Regions from separate parts of the Homo sapiens genome. Here region 1 is linked to region 2. Evidence: chromatin contacts called from ENCODE POLR2A ChIA-PET data. All regions are on one chromosome and are shown on one strand. The core of a region is the stretch at or near the end of the contact, and the rest is flanking DNA. Distances in the headings are between cores, read along the strand shown.

Region 1 (4,092 bases), core at 246-2,745, 6.2 Mb after region 2:
CAAGGGGCAGTGAGCCATGGAGGCGCCTGCCTTCTCACTGCAGTCAATGCAGCCACACTTGTGTATACTGAGTGCTGCTTCAGATCTCAGTAGATAAAATAATTCCACATTTAAAATGATTCTGCTATTTTTTATAAAGGGTTTGAAAGCCACTACTATAATGACTTTGTCACCTAATTGATTTTCTACTAATTTTTACATATTCAGAAACTTCGTGTTTTTTTGGTGGACAGAATATTTTGGAGGTCTCCGTCGCTGTTTAGAATGTGGCCACTTGGCTGTTTCACAGTTTTTAAAGCTATTTTATTGAATAGTAAAGCAGTGAACTTAGCCTTTGTTCTTTGTGTTTCTAATTTAAGCATATAGTCTATTTAATTTTTGATATGTAAATACACATCAATACATATATATTTACCCATGTGGCCCTGTGTAGTCAGTGCATGAGGCTTGCATAGCCCAGAAAGGTACATTCCAGGGTTCTGGGGAAAGAATTTTAAAATGCCATCCTCTAATACAGACGTTTATAAAACTTAAATGAAATGATTGGGCTTAACCATATGCAAGAAAGTCTGCAGAAAATAAATCACCTAGAAACTATAAATAGAAATGTGCTGCTGAGGCTGGGCACGGTGGCTCACACCTGTAATCCCAGCACTTGGGGGGCTAAGGGAGGCGTATCACCTGAGGTCAGGAGTTTGAGACAAGCCTGGTCAACATGGTGAAACGCCGTCTCTACTAAAAATACAAAAAAAATTAGCCAGGTACATTGGCACATGCCTTTAATCCCAGCTAATCAGGAGGCTGAGGCACGAGAATTGCTCGAACCCAGGCGGCAGAGCTTGCAGTGAGCGGAGATCACATGACTGCACTCCAGCCTGGGCAACAGAGCAAGACTCCATCTCAAAAAAAAAAAGGCCGGGCGTGGTGGCTCACGCCTGTAATCCCAGCACTTTGGGAGGCTGAGGCAGGTGGATCACGAGGTCAGGAGATCGAGACTATCCTGGCTAACACGGTGACACCCCGCCTCTACTAAAAATCCAAAAATTTAGCCGGGCATGGTGGCGGGCACCTGTAGTCCCAGCTACTCGGGAGGCTGAGGCAGGAGAATGGCGTGAACCCGGGAGGCAGAGCTTGCAGGGAGGCGGAGCTTGCAGCGAGCCGAGATAGTGCCACTGCAGTGGGGCCTGGGCCAAAGAGTGAGACTCCATCTCAAAAAAAAAAAAAAAGAAAGAAATGTGTTGCTGGTATCAGATATCAGACCAAGAACACTTCAGTCTCTCTAAGGATGCCCTGAGCTACCTCACTGTTAAAGGACGACATCAACACAGAATGCACTAAACAGGAAATAAGCTGTAATCTAGAGAATTTCCATTATGTGTTACTTTTTGGTGACTAACATGGAATGTTGAAAAGGAAGAGCTGGAAAGCTCAGTTGTTTTCCTTGTTCCTCTGACATTGTCCAGGCAAGAGGGCATCCTGATCAGATGAGTAGATTTGGCTGAGAAAAACCCTAGAGTAAGGCAGGCACTTTGTGGAGGTGGATGATGATGGCTCATAAAAACGTTTGTTCTCAGTCCAGTTCAGGGCTCTGCCAGCAGTCTTTCAGATCTGAACTGCTTAAACAAACCCTACAGATAAATTGGCACTCTGATTTGTAATTCTGTTTGTACAAGTTTAGAGCAGCCTAGCTCGAGTCCTCAACCCCAGTCCTCTTAGAAGTGAACTGATTGCACTGGATCCCTAAACCCACAATGTTGAGGACACATGTGATGACTCCACTTGCTCAGCCAGCTGGCCTCTTGCACTTTCCCCTGCCCACCACTTGTAACTACCACTTAATTATCTTGTGTTAATTGCTTTTGTTGTGTTGGGTCTGTATTTTTGTGGTCAGTGCCTGCAGGCAGAAATGTGAAAGCATTTGGTATGTTGAAGATACTTGCTTCTTTTTTAATAAAATTAAAAGTGCAGCACGTAAGTATGATACTGTGTAGTTTTTTGACACAACCATGAGATACAATAAGCAGCTTTGACTTAGTGTCCCAAAAAGTGGTTCTTGGTCTACAGCAGGGCAAACATATATGTGGCAAGTTCTGATCACATACTTTTAGACAGAAAGAATAAAAAATTCATATTGCATGGCTTTTGTAGCCTAAGAGCACAGAATCATACACGTGTGTTAGGAGAAACATTCATTCTCACGCATATAAACTGGCTCCTGGCAGAGTAGAGCAGTAAGTGGGATCAAAGGTGAATTCACCTTATTTTCAGTTGGTAGAGTATGGAAAAATGTATCACTTATTTGAAATACCTGAATGGAAACCCAGCCTCTACTACTGTAACTTAACACTTGTTCTTCCTGAGCCTCAAATTTTCTTTCTCTGTAAGAATGGGAATTAATGCCCACCTACGGGTTGCAAGTGCTTACAGGAGCTGGGCAAGCAACGAAGGTAAGAGTTGTAGAGACTTCGGTAAACTGGAGCACATGATTCCTGGGAAGCAGGCCTAGTGTAAACAATTTATTTTTCTAGAAAAGACAGAAGTTTAGAGTATATGAAATCTAATTTTTAAGTATTGGTTGGCAACTAATTGACTATCGTCTACCATAAGGTTATATGATAATTATTAGGGCAGGAGAGTGAATGCATCTTAATATGCATGGCAGAACTGTGTGTTTCCTTCCATCTGGATTTTCATAAAGCTTTCTGATTTATCAGTAACGATCTGAAAAATGTACTGTGGCATGTAACATCTTTTATTCATTTTATTAGGCATTAGAGGAAGAATATTCTGTAGTCCTGCTTTATTCTGCCATCTTTACCTGGAAATCCATTTTTATAAAATTTTTGTAATAAAAATTCACTTGATCACTTGCCTGCTTTCTTTTAAACAGTGCCAAGCGTAATGCCCCTTGATAATTTACATATATGTGAACGTGGCTGTGATAGCTGCTGATGTTCACACATAGGCCATCTTACATGTAATGATCCATGTTTGGACTTAAACAGCTTCACACATTTATTGTACAGTTAGGTGTCACATGCTTTTACTTTTTATTTTATAATCTGTATTTCTGTGAGGTAGACATTATTGGCTCCATGTTATATACATTGATAGCCCGGAGCTAGAGATTGAACCCAGGCCATCCTCCCCACTGCCTTTCATCATCAACACAACCACCACCAACAGTATTTTAAAAGTGTTAAATATTGGCAGACGTGTCATTGTTCTGAGCACTAGGACTAGGGCTTATGCGGCTGTCTGAGGAATTCCCTGTACAAGGAAACATCATATACCAAAAAGTTACTCATGGAAGGAGTTTGGAGATGATGAGCTAAAAGTATTACACATGGACTATTGTAAAAGAAAAAAAAGCAGGCACAATAAAATTTTAGAATGTACTTAAGAAGCAATTCGTGACTTGGGAAACCCCAAACCCAATGAGGATTTAGTGTTTCAATGACACAACATCAGAGGCAAGTATTCATAGAGTGCATACAGAAGCAAAATTAAGAAATGATTTGATTGGTTGCCTTTTTTGGCTTACTTTCTTGGAAAGTCCCCAGTCTCATGATCATGTTAGTTGGCTGCTTATGATTGGCTGAGGTTAAGTTTTGTATCTAACATAAGCATTTACCAAAAATGACCCAAGTTAAGTTTCATTTATGTTTACAGTTTAAGTAGGTTAGGGCTATTTTTAAGGCCTAGTTGGTTTGTTTGCTCAGGAATGTTTCAAGCCTAGTTTCCATTTTAATTTTGCTTTGACAGTTCCCCACTTTTAGTCACCCCGTCCGCAAGCTGAGAGTGTGACCAAATGGCATAGCATTACTCTCAGTTACCACTATTGACATAGTCTAGGAAGAAGAGTCAGATGTTTATCAATAGCTGCCCTAGGGCTCAGAGTCACCCTCGGGAATGACATAGTCCATGCTGGTTTCCTCCAGTTGTCTGATCCTTACGGCAATCTTTTGACATATGAGTGACTACTGGAAAGCACTTAAACATCCTTGAAAGGACCAGCCTCTGTGAATAACACCTGTAATCTCAGAACTTTGGAGGCCAGAGTAGGGGAATTGCTTGAGCAGGAGTTCAAGA
Region 2 (4,307 bases), core at 1,616-4,115:
GCTTGAAGTGAGCCAAGATGGCACCTGGCACCACTGCACTCCAGCCTGGGCGAGAGTGCGAGACTCTGTCTCAAAAAAAAAAAAAAAAAAAAGAACCCTATCCTATCTGTGCTGCAAAGCAAGTTCAATAAATGTTAGCTATTTATGCTTCATCTCATTAAGGGCTCACAATACTCTTCTGGAACAAGTAGAAAATGAAGCATCTCAGGCAAAGTCCCATAGCTAGGCAGGAATGGAGGAGAACCTGCAGGAAAGACCAGGCTCCTTCTACACAACACCGCCTCCCAGTGCCAAAATGGTAATTCACAGCTTTGAACCAGAGGAATGCTGAGAAAAGGTTACATACACAACAGCAAGTTTGCAAAGACCTGTAAAAAAAAAAAAAAACAGAACAAAAAGGTAGTATCCACTGTTTCCTGGCCTTCTGGACAGCTGTCCAGGCTGTTTTCTTTAGGGAAATTAGGTAGAAAAAAATTTTTTTTTGAGACTGGGATCTCACTATGTTGCCCAGGCTGGTCTCAAACTTCTGGACTCCAGTGATCCTCCTGCCTTGGCCTCCCAAAGTGCTGGGATTACAGGCGTGAGCCACCAGGTCCTACCAGGAAGATAGACTTTTTTTTTTTTTTTTTTTGAGACAGAGTCTCGCTCTGCCACCAGCCTGGAGTGCAGTGGTGTGATCTTGGCTCATTTCAACCTCCAACTCCCTGGTTCAAGTGATTCTCCTGCTGCAGCATCCCAAGTAGCTGGGATGACAGGCACACACCGCTACCCCTGGCTAATTTTTGTATCTTTAGTAGAGACAGGGTTTCACCATGTTGGCCAGAATGGTCTCGAACTCCTGACATCGTGATCTGCCCACCTTGGCCTCCCAAAGTGCTGAGATTACAGGCGTCAGCCACCGCGCCAGGTCCAGGTAGGTAGACTTTTGAGGCAGTCTGGAAACCATGGTTCTGGTGCTATCATATTAATAGTTATGTGGCCTAGGGCAAGTTATTCTCTGTGGTTGAGCCTCTCTCCATTGTCCCTTTCAGTTCCAAAATGGATGATTCCACTTAAAAAAACAAAATGTAAACTCACTTTTTTTTTTTTTTGAGGTAGAGTCTTGCTCTGTCGCCCAGGCTGGAGTGCAGTGGTGCAATCTTGGCTTACTGCAACCTCCGCCTCCCAGGTTCAAGTGATTCTCCTGCCTCAGCCTCCCAAGTAGCTGAGACTACAGGCATGCACCACCACGCCCAGCTAATTTTTGTATTTTTAGTAGAGACGGGGTTTCATCATGTTGGCCAGGATGGTCTTGATCTCCTGACCTCGTGATCCGCCCACCTCAGCCTCCCAAAGTGCTACTCACTTTAACTCTAAGCTAGCAAAATAGTCTGGCTAAGCATTACCTGAATCAAAATTTTAAATTTTAAATGCAGAGAGCGGAATAATGCCACATTCAGTAACTTTCTGTTTTGACCACCAGCAACATCTTAAGATGAGACTCCTTATTTAATTGGGAAGAATTCAATCTGCAGGCAGACATCTAAAGTCTTGGGTGACATTCTGTATTTGAAATTGTAATAAGAAAACTGGCCAGGAACGGTAGGCTCACATCTGTAATCCCAGCACTTTTGGAGGCTGAGGCGGGTGGATCACTTGAGGCCAGGAGTTTGAGACCAACCTGGCCCCATCTCTACCAAAAATACCAAAAAAAAAAAAAAAAAAAATTAGCCGGGTGTGGGGGCGCGTGCCTGTATTCCCAGCTATTTGGGAGGCTGTGGCAGGAGGATCACCTGAGCCGGGGAGGTAGAAGTTGCAGTGAGCCGAGACTATGCCACTGCACTCCACCCTGGGCGACAGGGCAAGACCCTGTCTCAAAAAAAAAAAAAAAAAAAAAAAAAAAAAGAAAGAAAATAATCGATAGGATAAACAAATGAGTTTTCCCTCAAACAGGCAACTACAGGCAGCAGCAGCAAATCGGTTGCAGTGAAACAACAGAGAAGCAGAATGGTGATGCAAATGTGTTTTTTTTTCCTGGTCTTGGCTAAGGAAATCGTGCTAGTTTATAAAATTCATATTTGCTCAGTTGCTTATGCTTTTAGCTCTGCAAGATGCGTTCTCCAGAAGCACCTACGGCAAATTAACTCAACACTCGAATTGGGGTGAGCTCCAACGCATAGTCGCTGAGAATCACTGCCTCCAGCACCGCTCTGACCAAGTGAGCCGGGAGCGCGGGGGAAGGGGGTAGGGCACCAGAGTCCCAGTGGGCGCTGCCCCGAGTGGACCACGTGGGCCGGGATTTGGGCAGGACGCGCTCCCGACCGCACGAGGCATGGGGGCCAGGGCTGGCCTCAAGAGAGCACAATCTCGGAGGCCCGAGGTGGCAGGCCTCGCCGTAGCCAGGCGTCCCGCGCTGGGCCCAGGTCGCGACTGACTGCCCCACGCCTTCCGACCGGCTGCCCTGACCCTAGGCCTCCCCCGCTCCCCACTTACCAGCCGTTGACCTCATTTTGGGAGTTCACATCCACCCCGCTCTCCACCAGTTTCTGCACCTCCCGAATGTCCCCTAAGGCCGCGGCCTCCCGCAGCCTCTCCTGCTGCTCCTTCTGCTCTAGGAGGGCGTTCATCTTCCCACAGCCCCAGGCCCCCGCCCAGGCCCGCCTGCCCCGCCCCGCCCGGGGCCTGTCAGCGCCGCCGCCGTCGCCGCGGCCCGCTCCCGGCCATGGGGAGGGAGCGCGGAACTCGCCCGCCCTGCTCGCGCCGCTGCCCGCGCCCGCCCCGGGACTTCCGCTCCCTCCCGCGGGCCGCCCCTGCTGCTCCCGGCCCGCAGGCCCAGGCCTCCTCCCGGGCCGCGCCTCCCGAAGGCCGGCTCCGGGGGACCCTGTTCAGTGTGACAACGCTGACCCAGATATTTTCCGTTCCGACCCGGGGCTCCGGCGCCCGGGCTGGCTGTTTATGTAACTACTGCACAATATTATATGCCATGATTCATTGACTATTTTTAGACTTCCCCACCCCGCAGTTTCAAGGGAGGAGGACAAGACACATGAAAAGAGAAAAAAGCATAGCTGAGGGCCAGAAAAGCCTTATCCTCTGGTGCAGGCTGTTTACCAGGCATCCAAAATAATTGGTGGGTTCTTTTTATTGGGATTTGGGGTTTTTTTGTTATTTTCCCCCAGTTTGGTTGGCTCCTTTTCCTTATCTGAGCCAATTCGTGCCCAGCAGGATGGGGAAATGGGCTGAAAACGATCCTACTATAATACGCCCATTATTACAGAGATAGATTAGACTCTTCTTCTTTTTGACAGTGCTTGGGGACAATTCAGTTAGAATATTTATTTCAATTGTTGTTGTTTTACATCTCATTTTAGACAGGATTTCTTCTAACCTGGCTTTCAGGAAAAATATTTATATTGTGCTCACAGTTTATGAACTGTAATTACTGCTTACAGATTGTAATTAGTTACTCTTCATGAAGGCCATATAAGGAGAAAAGAAAGGAAAAACACCAAAGAGGCTTTGGAGGTGTCCTGGTCCTGATTCCAAGTGCTCTGGGAAGAGCTGTGGTGTACATGTAAACAGCATTTTGCTTCACTTCTTGCCCGATCTATCTAATGAGGCTCAGAGCCTCAGTTGGCACTGTTTTATACCCAGTGGGAGAAAAAGGAAATATTGTTTTGTTGAGCCCAGGTGCCCTGAAGAGATCCTCCGATGTGGCACAGGATGGAACTTTACAGATGGGGTCAAGATTAAGGAAATAGCCCTGGGGAGGAAGGGAGGAAGGCCTGAACAAGGAGAGATGAAATAGGAAGGGATAAATTTAGGCATGGAGTTTTCATTTCCGTCTCTTGGGGCTGCTGGGATCTGCACAGCAAGCATTTTTCTTGCTACAGTTTAAGAAAAACCAATGTCTGTTTGTTTAGTATGATACAGTAATTCACACAGTACACAGTGCACACCAGGTGGTGCTGAATATAAACTGACTACACACTTAAATTGACCCCCATGGCAAATTGTAACCCTGCTTGAGCTTACATTTTCATTTGTTCCCCCAATTTAAATTTTAATTCTCACATCCAGCATGATACTCTATCTGAAACTGATGTGTATGGCACTGGATTTGAGTCCTTCAACACAATTTCAGTGACATGGGAGTAGGTAGTGGCTTGTTGTTTTTGTTTGCTTGTTTTTGAGACAGAGTCTCACTCTGTTGCCCAGGCTGGTGTTCGGTGGGGCGATCTCTGAGCTCCTTGCAACCTCTAAGTCCAGGTTCAGGCAATTCTCCTGCCTCAGCCTCCCGAGCAGCTGGGATTACAGGCCTGTGCCAC

Evidence for each region. ChIA-PET counts read pairs that join two places held with the same protein, here RNA polymerase II (POLR2A).
Region 1: POLR2A ChIA-PET joins it to region 2 with 13 read pairs in activated T-cell. The contact joins the enhancer-like site here to the promoter of ANKRD40 in region 2. POLR2A ChIA-PET finds 5 or more read pairs at or near these places in 2 of 52 experiments (Panc1 and activated T-cell).

What each region holds. Positions count from the first base shown.
Region 1 is chr17:56,866,701-56,870,792 of GRCh38, forward strand. DGKE (diacylglycerol kinase epsilon) reads left to right here. Exons shown (of 12, transcript NM_003647.3): 12 at 1-2,867. The region is part of intron 1 of LOC124904037 (a long non-coding RNA gene); the gene reads right to left. Among named protein-coding and RNA genes, the nearest start is that of MIR3614, 23 kb to the right of the region's middle. Within about 2 kb of position 1,496, at least 2 of the 41 ENCODE cell types and tissues checked have a DNase peak (open chromatin) inside an H3K27ac peak, as active enhancers do.
Region 2 is chr17:50,705,049-50,709,355 of GRCh38, forward strand. ANKRD40 (ankyrin repeat domain 40) reads right to left here and starts at 2,866. Exons shown (of 5, transcript NM_052855.4): 1 at 2,473-2,866. The coding sequence starts at 2,606. RefSeq lists silencers at 2,202-2,471, 2,602-2,811.